2 separate regions of the Homo sapiens genome follow, and region 1 is linked to region 2. Evidence: read pairs that join two places in POLR2A ChIA-PET (ENCODE). Cell type or tissue: CD4-positive, alpha-beta T cell. All regions are shown on one strand. Links, peaks and the distances in the headings refer to the core of each region. The heading gives the core; the rest is flanking DNA.

The links. Peaks named below come from ENCODE experiments on the same cell type or tissue, not always from the same donor. Only the 100,000 strongest peaks of a DNase experiment are listed, where the experiment ranks them.
Region 1: POLR2A ChIA-PET joins it to region 2 with 14 read pairs; 5 of 35 experiments call an interaction of 5 or more read pairs at or near these places.

Annotation. Positions count from the first base shown.
Region 1 is chr9:98,042,358-98,049,653 of GRCh38, reverse strand. It overlaps LOC124902227 (a long non-coding RNA gene), which reads right to left and starts at 4,082. Exons shown (of 2, transcript XR_007061687.1): 1 at 3,815-4,082; 2 at 1,451-3,194. It also overlaps a transcript of TRIM14 not described here. RefSeq lists enhancers at 3,830-3,879, 3,980-4,049. In CD4-positive, alpha-beta T cell, for the core only: CTCF peaks have their summits at 3,929 and 4,162; a DNase peak (open chromatin) is centred at 4,113; H3K4me3 peaks cover 651 bases; H3K27ac peaks cover 678 bases.
Region 2 is chr9:97,901,911-97,909,206 of GRCh38, reverse strand. It overlaps TRMO (tRNA methyltransferase O), which reads left to right. Exons shown (of 5, transcript NM_016481.5): 5 at 4,215-4,718. The coding sequence ends at 4,474. Among named protein-coding and RNA genes, the nearest start is that of TRMO, 17 kb to the left of the region's middle. In CD4-positive, alpha-beta T cell, for the core only: no CTCF peak of the experiment used is centred there; DNase peaks (open chromatin) are centred at 1,976, 2,486, 3,786 and 4,306; H3K4me3 peaks cover 3,103 bases; H3K27ac peaks cover 4,734 bases.

The sequences.
Region 1 (7,296 bases), core at 1,308-6,307, 140 kb before region 2:
GTGACCTCTGGTTGTCCTCACTGTTCATTATACACTAATTATAATGTATTAGCATGCTAAAAGACACTCCCATCAGTGCCATGACACTTTATAAATGTCATAGCAACATAGAAAGTTACCCCATATGGTCTAAAAGGGGGAAGAACTCTCAGTTCCAGAAAGTGCCCACCCCTTTCCTGGAAAACTCATGAATAACCCACCCCTTCTTTAGCATATAATTAGGAAATGATCATTAAAGTGGACAGCCAGCAGCCCTTGGGGGTGCTCTGCATATGGAATAGTCATTCTTTTTTTTTTTTTTTTTTTTTTTTTTATGCAGAGTCTCACTCTGTTGCCCAGGCTGGAGTGTAGTGGTGCAATCTTGGCTCACTGCAACCTCCACTTCCCAGGTTCAAGTGATTCTCCTGCCTCAGCCTCCTGAGTAGCTGGGATTACAGGCATGCGCTACCACGCCTGGCTAATTTTTGTATTTTTATTAGAGATGGAGTTTCTCCATGTTGGTCAGGCTGGTCTCAAACTCCTGACCTCAGGTGACCTGCCCACCTTGGCCTCCCAAAGTGCTAGGATTACAGGCATGAGCCACCGCTCCCGGCCAGAATAGCCACTCTTTATTCCTTACTCTTTTTTTTTTTCTGAGACAGAGTCTTGCTCTGTCACCCAGGCTGGGATGCAGTGGCATGATCTCGGCTCTCTGCAACCTCCGCCTCCCAGGTTCAAGCAATTCTCCTGTCTCGCCTCCCAGGTAGCTGGAATTACAGGTGCCCGCCACCACGCCTGGCTAATTTTTGTATTTTTGGTAGAGACTGGGTTTCACCATGTGGCCAGACTGGTCTCGATCTCCTGACCTTGTGATACACCTGCCTCGGCCTCCCACATTGCTGAGATTATAGGCATGAGCTACCATGCCCAGCCTATTCCTTTACTCAAGTTGAACGATTTTCAAAAGCCAAAGAAGCAGTTTATAACCTTAAAGCATTTAGCAAACCTAATATCTGACCTGCCTAAATTAGACTAAATATCTTTATTTTACCAATAATCTTCAAAATTGTTTTTATTTCCCAAAGGTTACTAAAGTCATGTGAACTAAAAGGCATTACAGTTTTTATTTTTCTTTCAAAATATTTAAGTACTTATTTTTCTTGAAGCCAATTAATCAGAGCTCTTTTATATAAACATCACACGCACAACACATATATAACTACACAGACAGACAGATGGAAGAAGATCCAGTAGCTGTAGGATTTTTCATTTGCCAGTTTTTATATTTCTTAATTGGATTACTGGCTTTAGAGTGGAGCCCTTTGTAGAACAGGGTGAGGAAAGCAGTTTCTAGGACCTAATAAGCAGGCACACCTGGAAGGTAAAATGGATTCCCCCAATATTAAGGGTTTCATTTTTAGACCAGATCTCAGATCCCAAAAGGAGAAATGCTATGAACAAGACAGTGCAATGATTTTACCATGCATTTAATTGCAAAGCAATCCAAAGCTAACCAGCCCATTCTGTGACTAGCCCATCATCCATGGGAGTCTTGTCTCTCAGTCAGGGGGTGTGGGTGACATTTCCATACTTTTTTTTTTTTTTTTTTTGAGAAGGAGTCTCACACCATCACCCAGGCTGGAGTGCAGTGGCATGATCTCAGCTCACTGCAACCTCCACCTTCTGGGTTCAAGCGATTCTTCTGCCTCAGCCTCCTGAGTAGCTGGCACTACAGGCATGTGCCACCACGCCCAGCTAATTTTTGTATTTCTAGTAGAGATGAAGTTTCACCACATTGGCCAGGCTGGTCTCAAACTCCTGACCTTGTGATCCACCTGCCTTGACCCCCTCAAAGTGCTGGGATTACAGGTATGAGGAACCACGCCCGGCTCATTTCCATGCTTTCTAGGTGGCCAAGAGCATGCTTCTCTGATCCGAACATGCAAAGAGCTGAGAATTCCCCCATAATTGCCATTAGCTATCCCCAAAACTGTATTTCCTACCTAGCTATTACACACTAAATTTCTCTCATAATGTGAAGTAACTTCTGGTACCCCCAAAACTCAAAAATATCAGATAATGCAATGCAGAAAAGAACAGAGCCTTAGATTTTGAGAGGGCTCTAACTGCTTCCAATTCCTGGGGTTTCATGAGAAAAACAGAGGTTTTTCCCAAAACAGGCTCTGTGGTGCCTCCTGTTTTACCCAAGGAGTCCCAGGCTGTTAGAGCTTGAATATCTTTTTGGGTATCTTTACAGCAGTGGTCCACTCTACTGGTACTAATTTACTGTATTTGTCCATTTTCACACTGCTGATAAAGACACACCCAGGACTGGGTAATTTATAAAGAAAAAGAGGTTTGATGGTCTCACAGTTCCACGTGGTGGGGGAGGCCTCACAGTTATGGTGAAAGGCAAAAGGCACGTCTTACATGGCAGCAGACGAGAGAATGAAAACCAAGCAAAAGGGATTTCCCCTTATAAAAACCATCAAATCTCGTGAGACTTACTCACTACCATGAGAACAGTATGGGGGAAACCGCCACCATGATTTAATTCTCTCCCACTAGGTCCCTCCCACAACACATGGGAATTATGGGAGCTACAATTCAAGATGAGATTTAGTTGGGGACACAACAAAGCCATATCACCCACCCATTGCAGTGATACTGAATCAAAAGTTCAAGTGGTCACTTTTTGGTCACAAAGGGACCTTTTCCAGCTGTCCCATCAGCCCTTAAATTTCACCTTTGGGGGGAAAAGTTTCCCCAGGTTCTAAGGTCCTGTACGTGCCTAATCCTGTCACTCATAGCTGTCAGCAAAGAGTACAAGGCAGATTTAATTTTTTTTAATCAATTAGTTGCCTAAGCTTTTTATTTGCCTTTTGTAAAGGCTTTAAATAAAAATATGGAAATCTTTTTAAACTCTTCTGCATATCAGCTGGGCGCAGTGGCTCACGCCTGTAATCCCAGCACTTTGAGAGGCCAAGGCGGGTGGATCACAAGGTCAGGAGTTCAAGATCAGCCTGGCCAATATGGTGAAACCCCCTCTCTAATAAGAATGCAAAATTAGCCGAGTGTGGTGGCGCATGCCTGTAATCCCAGCTACTCAGGAGGCTGAGGTAGGAGAATTGTTTGAACCCGGGAGGCGGAGGTTGCTGTGAGCCGAGATCACGCCATTGCACTACAGCCTGGGCAACAAGAACGAAACTCCATCTCTGAAAAAAAAAACAAAAAACAAAAAAACTCTTCTGCATATCAACAGACATCCCTAGATGAGACTAATTAGGGAGCCCTCATTTTCAAATGCATTTCAGTGCAGTTTTATTCATTTGGAATGTTCCACTGTAAGTTACCTTTAGTACGATTTCACCATTTCTGTAAGACTTCGCTGCTTCCAGGGCCCTAATACTTACGCATGTATAAGTCAGAAGGAACTCAGTTCTTCAGAAATTAAGTATCAAATTTTTACCTAGGATATTGGGTTTGCTCTCGGGTTCCCTTGATTAACTTAGCCAATGATTTTTTTTCCTGTGTAAGCACTGAAGAAAAATGAAACAAAGGGGTGAAAAACAAAAATCCCTGTGAATTTCCAAAACCCAAATTTTACACCCCCTGCAATATTACCATTTACTACCAGTTTCTTTCTGACCCAGTCAGTTGTAAGAGGCCTTAACTGGATCCAAGCCAGTTAATTACCAGATCTAATTCAATCCCGGACCCAGTCCAATTTCTGTTGTGATTTCCAAACCCAGTTTGGAACAGAAATTTCCTCAAAGAAACTCGGAGAGCTCAAAGCACAAATCCATGGAGTTCTGAAATCTGAGCAAGAACTTACCATGATCCCCAGCTGCTCCAAGAGATCAATGGACACAAATGGGTCCTGCAGGTACCTTGCTTGATCACTCAGCACCCCTGGGGGTCATTAGAAGAAGCTCTACTTCAGATCCTGTTTCTGACCCCATCTGATGAAAGCAAAACTTCAGCTGAATTAAATTTAAAGGAGTTTAGTTGAGAAATGAACAATCCATGAACTGGGGAGCCTTTTGAGCCAGGCTAGGCTCAGAAACTCTAGCACAGCCATGTGGTGGAAGAAGGTTTACGACAGAAAAAGGGAAGTGATGTACAGAAAACGGAAGTGAGGTTCAGAAACAACTGGATTGGTTACAGCTCAGCATTTGTCTTATTTGAACACAGTTCAAACAGTTGGCTACATTTGATTGGCCAAAAACTCAGTAATTGGCACAGGTGTGGGCCATGGTTTGTTTATACCTCCACTTGTTATAGTTCACGATGTACAGAGAAACCTTTAGGCTGAACTTAAAATATGTAAGGAGGCAGCTTTAGGCTAAACTTGATTTAACAAGAGATACCAGAGATGACCTTGTACTGAGAGAGGATTTGACCTTGGCATGTGAAATGGTGGACGAGAGCTACAAAGTTAGGGGTGGCTGAGCACAATTTACAGGAAGTAGTCTTGGCTGTTGTTTTTTTTCTGTCTTAGGAGGCTGTTGTTTAAGGATCCTACTTCTAGTTCGGAGGTGCATTCTTTATTTTTATTTTTTGGAGACAGAGTCTGCTCTGTCACCTAGGCTGGAGTGCAGTGGTGCAATCTTGGCTCACTGCAACCTCCGCCTTCTGGGTTCAGGCAATTCTCCTGCCTCAGCCTCTCACGTAGCTGGGACCACAGGCATGCACCGTCATACCCAGCTAATTTTTTGTGTTTTAATAGAGACAGGGTTTCATCATGTTGCACAGGGTGGTCTCAAACTCCTGAGCTCAGGCAATCCACCCGCCTTGGCCTCCCAAAGTGCTGTGATTATAGGTGTGAGCCACCACACTGAGCTCAGAGGCGCATTCTAAAGGGTCTTCTCCATTGCTTTTTCTCCCAAAATTAATCTCAATTTGGCTTGTCTGTGTACATTTAAGTGAGGAACTGAACTGTTGTTTTCATAGGTAAATGACAGACTGAGTTTACTCAGCATCCAAGAGAAAGAGCATTTTGCAGCCAGGCACGGTGGCTCATGCCTGTAATCCCAGCACTTTGGGAAGCCAAGGCGGGCAGATCACGAGGTCAGGAGATCAAGACCATCCTGGCCAACATGGTGAAACCTCATCTCTACTAAAAATACAAAAATTAGCTGGGCATGGTGGCGCGTGCCTGTAATCCCAGCTACTCGGGAGGCTGAACCAGGAGAATAGCTTGAACCAGGGAGTTGGAGGTTGCAGTGAGCCGAGATGGTGCCACTGCACTCCAGCCTGGTGACAGACCAAGACTCTTTCTCAAAAAAAAAAAAAAAAAAAAAAAAGAGAAAGGGCATTTTGCCCTTGCTAGCTGAAAGGCGCCCCTGGGTGACCGGGGGCCACATGGGAGTGTCTGGAGGGTTGACCCTCATGACGTGCAACGGCCCTACAGGGAACCCTCACCAAAATTAGTTTTAAAAAGGCTTGTCCAGGAAGGGCATATGGAAGCTGATGACTCCGCACTTTCAGCCCTCCTGAAGGGGCTTAGACCTGCAGAGTCAGAAACTGAGACGCTAAGAGGGCAGTAACACCTCAGTGGTGACACACTATGGAGTGCTGCCCTCAAGCAGCACACACTTTGACCCACTCCACAAAAGCCCTAGGACACAGCTCAGTTCCTCCTTTTAAGAAAAAAAAAAAAAAAAAAAGGAAACAAATAATCTAAGAAGGCGGAGAAAACAAGAAGAGTAACCCCTTTTGGGGCACTCTTAGTGTTATGGCACCTCTACTTGTTAGAATTTGTGTAAAATGGAAATATTATGGTCTTTGTGCACAAGATGACCACTGCATTAAGGAAAAAGAGCCCAAAGGTCCACAGAATTTCTAAGTTCTCTTTCTCTCTATTTTCTTTTCTGCTTGCTTTAACTCTGCTGTTACTTTTCTACTGAGATAAAAACCACTGTTTAGATCCAAACTTTTTTTTTTTTTGCAAGCCAGTGAATTTGTGTTTATCTCATGGCTAGAGTTCTGAAGTAAAAGCTATAGGATCTCTCTCTGTGTGTGTGTATGTGTGTCTGTGTGTGTGTATTTCCTTTATGATAGATTTCTATAATTTTATGTTTAACTGGCAATTAAATCAGTTTTAACTTCCCTCTAGCACACCAGACTTTTTCCTCTCTGAATTTAGAGATGTAAATTTTGCTATCTGATTTTTCACCTAAGAGTTGTTTGCTTTAACATGCAAATTAGCCAGGCATGGTGGCCCATGCCTGTAATCCCAGCACTTTGGAAGGTTGAGGTGGGCAGATCACCTGAGGTCAGGAGTTCCAGACCAGCCTGGCCAACATGGCAAAACTAAAAATACAAAAATTAGCTGGGCATGGTGGCACATGCCTGTAATCCCAGCTACTCGGGAGGCTGAGGCGGAAGAATCGCTTGAACCCAGGAGGGGGAGGTTGCAGTGAGCCAGTATCGCGCCATTGCACTCCAGCCTGGGCAATAGAGCGAGATTCCATCTAAAAAAAAAAAAAATGCAAATTTAGGGCTAGTCAGCTGACAATTCCCTAGAGTAAAGAAACAGGTTATCAAGAATTTGCAAGTCTAAATAGGGGGAAAAAAAGAGGTCTTATGAGTCTATAAGATGTACTTCTATTGGCATGCCTAATACGTCTATGTATTTATGTGTTGTATACACAATGTTTCACTACTAAAAATGTATGAGTTCTAATTAACTGGCTTAAAGAAAAATAAAAGTGCTTAAATCAAATACTTTATCAAAAAAGAAAGACTAATCAAATGCTTTTTCAAGATTGCATGACTTAAGTAAACTCTTTTTTTTTTTTTTTGAGGTAGAGTCTCGCTCTGTCTCCAGGCTGGAGTGCAGTGGCGTGATCTCGGCTCACTGCAACCTCCATCTCCCAGGTTCAAGTGATTCTTCTGCCTCAGCCTCCTGAGTAGCTGGTACTACAGGTGCGCACCACCATGCTCAGCTAATTTTTGTATTTTTAGTAGAGACGGGGTTTCACCGTGTTGGCCAGGATGGTCTCAATCTCTTCACCTCATGATCTGCCCTCCTCGGCCTCCCAAAGTGCTGGGATTACAGGCTTGAGCCATTGCGCCCAGCCTAAGTAAGCTCTTTAATAAATAAGCTGACTTTAACATTATAGGTAAAATAACATTAGAAATGTTTTAAGAATTGTTAGCATTTTTGTTTGCATTTATTGATCAAGTGGTTTAGTGCTTATTCGATATCACAGTTAATCTAGGAAAACTATTAAATAATCAGGTAAATGTAATGGAATAAATGCTTGAAAAACAAACTTGTCATATAATTTGAGATCTAAGATTAATAATAGA
Region 2 (7,296 bases), core at 767-5,766:
GCTGAGGTGGGTGGATCACTTGAGGTCCGGAGTTCAAGACCAGCCTGGCCAACATGATGAAACCCTATCTCTATTAAAAATCCAAAAAGCCAGTTTTGGTGGCAGGTGCCTGTAATTTCAGCTACTCAGGAGGCTGAGGCAGGAGAATTGCTTGAACCTAGGAGGCAGAGGTTACAGTGAGCCGAGATGTTGCCACTGTACTCCAGCCTGGGTGACAGAGTGAGACTCCATCAAAAAGAAGAAGCTGGTTGCCAAGGAGATGTCAGATTGCAAAAAGCTGTTCTTTGTGTTACAACTCAGTAAGGAGCCAGCATAACCATATAAAGAGGGAAGTTCATTTATTCATTCTACAGTTGTTTACTGAGCTTCTGCTAGGTACCAGACATTGGTCTAGGTTCTTGGAATACATCAGTGAACAAAACAGATATAAAAAACCCCTGCTGTCATGGAGCTTGCATTCTAATGGGGAGGAGAGAGACAAATTAAAAGTATAATAAGCAATCAAGTTATTAGACCAAACATATTCAACATTATATAATATTAGAAGGTGATAAGAGTTACTGAAAAATTTAAGAATACAGCAGGCTTGGAGTGTTGTTACTATTTTATTTTATTTTTGAGACAGGGTCTCACTCTGTCACCCAGACTGGAGTGCAGTGGCAAGAACATGGCTTACTGCAGCCTCAGCCTTCCGGGCTCAAGCAGTCCTCCCACCTCAGCCTTCTGTGTAGCTGGGACTACAGGTGTGCACCACAACACCTGGCTAATATTTTGATTTTTTTTTTTTTTTTTTTTGAGACGGAGTCTCGCTCTGTCGCCCAGGCTGGAGTGCAATGGCTCGATCTCGGCTCACTGCAAGCTCCGCCTCCCGGGTTCACACCATTCACCTGCCTCCGCCTCCCGAGTAGCTGGGACTACAGGCGCCCGCCACCACACCCAGCTAATTTTTTGTATTTTTAGTAGAGACTGAGTTTCACCGTGTTAGGCAGGATGGTCTCGATCTCCTGACCTTGTGATTCCCCCGCCTTGGCCTCCCAAAGTGTCCAGATTACAGGTGTGAGCCACCGTGCCCAACCTATTTTGAATTTTTAAAGAGACGGGGTCTCATTTTGTTGCCCAGACTTGTCTTGAACTCTTGGGGGTCAGGGGATCCTCTGTCTCAGCCTCCCAAAGTGCAGGGATTACAGGTGTGAGCCACTGCACCTAGCCTGTTGCAATTTTAAATAGGTGGCCCCAGTGGGCCTCACTGAGAAAGACACATATGAGCAAAGGTCAAAGAGGTGAAGACATGAGCCAGCCTGTCCAGAGAAAGGACATGCTGGCCTGAGGGACAGCCAGTGCACAGCCGCAAAGTGGAGGGTGCATGGCACGTTTGAGGTCATGTGGTCAGAGTGGACTGAGGAGGGCTGAGCGGAAGGATATGAGGTCAAAGAGGCACTAGAAAAGGGACGAGGTCACCTAAGGGTTTTATAGGCCATTGTAAGGACTTGAGTTTTGATCTTGGGAGAAGTAAAAGGCAGAGGAACTTGATGTCCGTATCCCCAGAGAGCAGGGGACCATCTCTGGGGTCAGATCACTACCTGTGTGATTTCTGGGATGTCACACCTCAGTGACATGCAAAGGCAAGCTGGAGTTCCTTATTGAGACAATGAAGACTTTCATTCTATATCCAGAAAATAAAGGCTTACACAACCAAAGATACTAGATTTTCCCCTGCTTTACTAGCAGGGAGAGAATGAAGAGGCTAGGGGGGTATTTGGCTTTGATAATCCAACCTGAAGGAGGTTTTTCTGATGGGAAAAAGAAGTCTAAAAGTTGGGACTGGAGATACATGCCAACTGACTCTGAGATTTCCCCATTTCTTCCTGTCAGAGCCACAGCCAGCCCACACTGTTGCCTTTTGCAAAGGAAAAGCCACCCCTTCCTCTGGGTGGAGGCAGCCACCTGCCAGGGCCCAGGAACTGGTTTTAGCCCCAACATGCAAACTTCAGCCAAGTGCCGTATGCAGGGCACCCCCTGCACTTCTGGACACGGCAGTCTCGTGGTCATGAGTGGTGATGCCACTTGAGGGTTGTGCTTCTCTTTGGCTCCTAAGGCTTTACTTTTAAACAAAGCTTTTGATTTTAAAATTGATCTTTTTATTTTTAAAAGTTTTGTTGATAGAAATCATTACATCACTGTATACAGTTGATGGGAGGAGGCTGGTCAGTTGTAAAAGGATTTTATGGTGGAACAAAACAGTCCTGCCTTCTAGACACTTTATGCTTACCACTTGTCCTGTGGTTATTGTCTAATGCAAACTACTATGGAAAGTTTTGTTTTTCTTTCTTTTCTTTTTTCTTTCTTTCTTTTTTTTTTTTTTTTTGAGACGGAGTCTTACTCTGTCACCCAGGCTGGAGTGTAGTGACGCGATCTCGGCTCACCGCAACCGCCTCCTCCCGGGTTCAAGCGATTCTCCTCCCTCAGCCTCCTGAGTAGCTGGGATTACAGGCGTGAGCCACCACACCCAGCCTGGAAAGTTTTGTTTTTTAAACTGCAGTGCAGTATGTGTCAGATGTTTGAAATATGCCTTACTGATTAAAAAAATGATTAAAATGAGAAATTACGCAGTGTAACTACAAAACAGGAACTGATTGATAGCAAACAGCAAAATTCAGAGCTGTTGCAGAAATAAGAAGTGACTTCAGGAAGTTCTGAGTCTAGAAGAGGTTAAAGGTGTTGAAATGGGAGGAAGTTTGGTGCTGGAGTAAAGGTCTGGGCAGAGTGCTGTGGGCACTCTGAGAGGAGAATCCTGACTTGTGTCTGGGAGGGAGTGTGGAAGGAAACAGTGCTTGAGCTGAGCCTGGCAGGATGAGTAGGCAGGGAATTGGGGGAAGGCACCCATGCCAGATAAACGGCCAAGCAGAGGCCTGGAGCCTCTCCCAGAAACGCCGTCACAGGGGAGTGTGATGAGCTCTCCTCATTTTTGAGTGGCCTTCAGAGCCATTTTCTATGAGCCATGCAGTAAAGGAACCTTATTGCCATATAATTGATTTTTTTTTTTTTTTTTGAGATACAGTCTCTTTCTGTCACCCAGGCTGGAGTGCAGTGGTGCAATCTTGGCTCACTGCAACCTCCACCTCCCGGGTTCAAGTGATCCTCCTGCCTCCTGAGTAGCTAGAATTACAGGCGTGCGCCACCATACCTGGCTAATTTTTTTGTGTGTGTGTATTTTTAGTAGAGATGGCGTTTCACCATGTTGGTCAGGCTGGTCTCAAATTTCTGACCTTGTGAGCCTCCTGCCTTGGCCTCCCAAAGTGCTGGGATTACAGGTGTGAGCCACCGTGCCCAGCCCATATAATTGATTTTTGACTAAAAATTGTACTTCATGGCTTTATTTACCCAACCTGCTTATTAGATATGGCCCACAGTGATTTTTGGCTGCTTGTAGAAATCAAATCCACTCCAAGAGGGATAAAGATCCACTGCCACCACAGATGATATTTTGAGCAGGGACAGTGTTTTTAAGATCTGTACCTTCCTGGAAGGGGCATTTGGATGTATGTGATGTTGTAGTTATGAAAAACTAGGTCACAGTTACTTTCTAAATTTATGTTTTATACATACCATATTAAAAATAAAATACATTAAAAATCCTACAAACATAGGAAGTTTTGCTGTTTCTTAGGGACACAGATGTGAGAGAGTCCCAAAGCAAAGGGATGTTACTGGTAACTGCGGGTCTGTGATACTAGCTTTCTGGTGCAGCCTCTCTCGCCTGTAGCTGGTGTTCTGGGTGTGTGTGGGTTTAGTTCTCTTTCTTGTGGCTTTCTGAGGATGCTGGGACTGTCATGCATTTCCTTGTCTCTGTTCTGAGAAGAAAATGACAAGGAATTAAAGTCTACATTGAGTATAGAAAAGTGACATTTTGGATATCAGAAAAGTGACATCTTGGCTGACAGAAAATGAAAGCTCACCTGTCTTAGGAGACTAAGGAAAAATACTACCATGATTTTTCTGTCCAGTAAAACAAAAATTTGGGGGTGTACAAGTTAAACCTAATGATAATAAACACCTCTTGACGGTGACAGTCTCCGTAATGATCAAATAGTTTTCCAAACCCTGTCCATGTCAAGTGATCTTTAAGGAACCAACCAGATTCCATATTGAAGTTTGTTGTAATTAAATTCAACCTGCATGATAGTGCTCATTAAGTTGTGTTTTTTTCATTGCAGATGTTGGTCAGGCGTCATTTAAATATTTTCAGTCAGCAGAGGAAGCAAAGCGTGCCATTGAGGCTGTGCTGTCAGCGGATCCTCGGTCTGTGTACCGCCGGAAGCTTTGCCAGGACCGCCTTTTCTACTTTACTGTAGACATAGCGCATGTCACTTGCTGGTTTGGTGATGGCTTTGCAGAGGTGCTGAGGATCAAGCCGGCTTCTGAGCCTGTTCATATGACTGGCCCTGTGGGGTCCTTGGTGTCTCTAGGGTCTTAAGGAGCCTCCCTCATGTCTTTAAGGTAGCATCATTGATCTTTGGATGTGGCTTTTGGATTTTCTGAACAAGCTAATGTTGTGTCGAGAAGCAACACTTTGTGATCTCATGGCTTTGATTGATTTGGGCTGTTCAAAATGTTTATTTGAAAAACGTATACATTAATAAACTTAACAAAGAGATATAAAATACAGAGAAATCACCAAATGCTTTTTGATCTGTTGATATTAAAGAATCAAAAGGTGATGCTGTCTCGATAATTTCTGAAAGAAGCTGTTCTTGGTGCACTTGATAAAATTAGACAAAGTTCATTCCAGCAGAGACTTTCTAGTTGAGGGGATCTATTCAGTAATTCATATTGGTTTTCCTGTCTGTCTGGAAAAGCCTGACCTTTCTATTTGATTCCAAATCAAACCTATATCAGGAAACTAACAAATAAAAAACAAGTAGAGATAGTTTTTGAGATTAAACTTATGTGTTTCAGAGACTTTGTGACATAGTCACACACACATATATATATGTATATATATTTAATACTGATTCTAAAATAGAGACTCTCTGAGATTTCTTTGGATGTCTTTGTATCAGAAAAGGAAATCACCCTCAGAAGTTCAAGAAAATTGTTACTGTTTTTTTGTTTTTGTTTTTGTTTTGAGATGGAGTCTTGCTCTTTCGCCCAGGCTGGAGTGCAGTGGCGTGATCTCGGCTCACTGCAATCTCTGCCTCCCAGGTTCGAGCAATTCTCCTGCCTCAGCCTCCTGAGTAGCTGGGATTACAGGCGTGCGCCACCATGCCTGGCTAATTTTTGTATTTTTAGTAGAGACCATGTTGGTCAGGCTGGTCTCGAATTCCTGACCTCGTGATCCACCCACCTCAGCCTCCCAAAGTGCTGGGATTACGGGTGTGAGCCACCGTGCCTGGCCTATAATTACTGTTTTTTAATATACTCACTTTGCAACTATTTATTGAGAACCTATGGGTTAGGTTTTGGTGATAAAATAAGATGACAAGATGTAGTTCTTGTTGCAATCATGGTTAATGGAAGAAGTAAGACATAAATAAATTATTGTATTATAGTTTTAGAAATACAGTAATTATACATGGATCCTCTGTAGTACCACATAGGAAACAGTTGTAAGAATGTATTGCCTATAGGTGATTTTAATGATGTGCTCCCAGATAACTGAGGATTTATGATCAACATAACCAAATTAGACACCTGTCAACATGATACATGCTTTCCTAATCATGATTGTAAATCTTAATAGCTGATCGAAATGAGCTGATTGAAATAGTCTTGAATAGTTTTGAAATGAGTTCTGCTGCCTGTGGATACTTGTGCAGAGTCATTTGTGGCTGATGACACTGTACTCCTAAACCAAACTGATTTGTAATTGCCTTTGATGTTACTTAGAACTTCTTGGGGAGGTATCTTTAATTTGATTTTTGGTTTTTGATTTTTTTTTTAGAGATGAGTCTCATGCTTTTGCCCAGGCTGGAGTGCAGTAGCCTGATCATAGCTCACTGCAGCCTTAACCTCCCAGGCTCAAGGGATCCTCCCACCTCACCTTCCTGAGTAGCTGGGTCTACAGGCTCATGCCACCATGCCCCACTATTTTTAAATTTTTTTGTAGAGACAAGGGTCTCGCCTCATTGCCCAGGCTGGTCTTGAACTCCTGGTACCAAGCAACCCTCCCTCCTCAGCCTCCCAAAGTGCTGGGATTACAGGCATGAGCCACTGTGCCTGGGCTAATTTGATTTTTTAAAGCTTTTTATTTTGAAATAATCAGAGGTTCACAGGAAATTGCAGAAATAGTAGAGGTCCTGTGTACCCTTCACCCAGCTTTTCATTTAACTTCTTCCAGTGGTTGGTTCCATCTTACATAACTATAGTAAACGTTAAAGGTAGGAAGTTGACACTGGTAGAGCCTACACTTTAGTTTGATTTTGTTGTTTTTTCTTTTGAAAAGTTATTTTGAAGCTTCATCAGGGCTTGAAGCACAAAATGTTTTGTTTAATATGTTAACAATGACTCTGGGGGATGGTAACCAACGGCCTTATAACAAGAGGACTATTAAATTGTTTGGGGTTTTATTATACAGTCTCAGGATTTTAGAGCTAAGAAGGATTTTAGGCTGGGCGCAGTGGCTCATGCCTGTAATCCCAGCACTCTGGGAGGCGGAGGCGGGTGGATCATTTGACGTCAGGAGTTCGTGATCAGCCTGGCCAACATGGTGAAACCCTACCTCTACTTAAAATACAAAAATTAGCTGGGTGGTAATGGCGCATGCCTGTAATCCCAGCTACTCGGGAGGCTAAGGCAGGAGAATCGCTTGAACCTGGGAGGCAGAGGTTGCAGTGAGCCGAGATCGTGCCACTGCACTCCAGCCTGGGCGACAGAGTGAGACCCTGTCTCAAAAAAAACCCACAAAAATAATAAAAAGGATGTTAAATATAATCTGGCTCAGTTTTCTGCCAGTTCCTGAGTCTCTTCAATGTTCCCACTATCTGGCCTTTCCAGGCCCTGCCTAAATGAGGTATATACCCCTGACCTGTGCAGCTTATTCTTTATGGGCAGTGCTCATTATTAAAACATTCTTCCTGAACGTGAGATCCACTCTGTCCTCCGACAGCTCTGCCCACTAGAGAGGCCACACAGGCTGGTTGCCCTCCCAAGTTAGCCTGTCATACCACCCCTTGGTCTTCCCTAGGCTGAGCACCCCCGTTTTCTTCAGCTGTTTCTCATAACATGATCTCAAGCCTCTTCTGAACCCCAGGCTTTCTTGAGTCTCCATATGAGCATTTGCCTCTGTGGGCACAACTT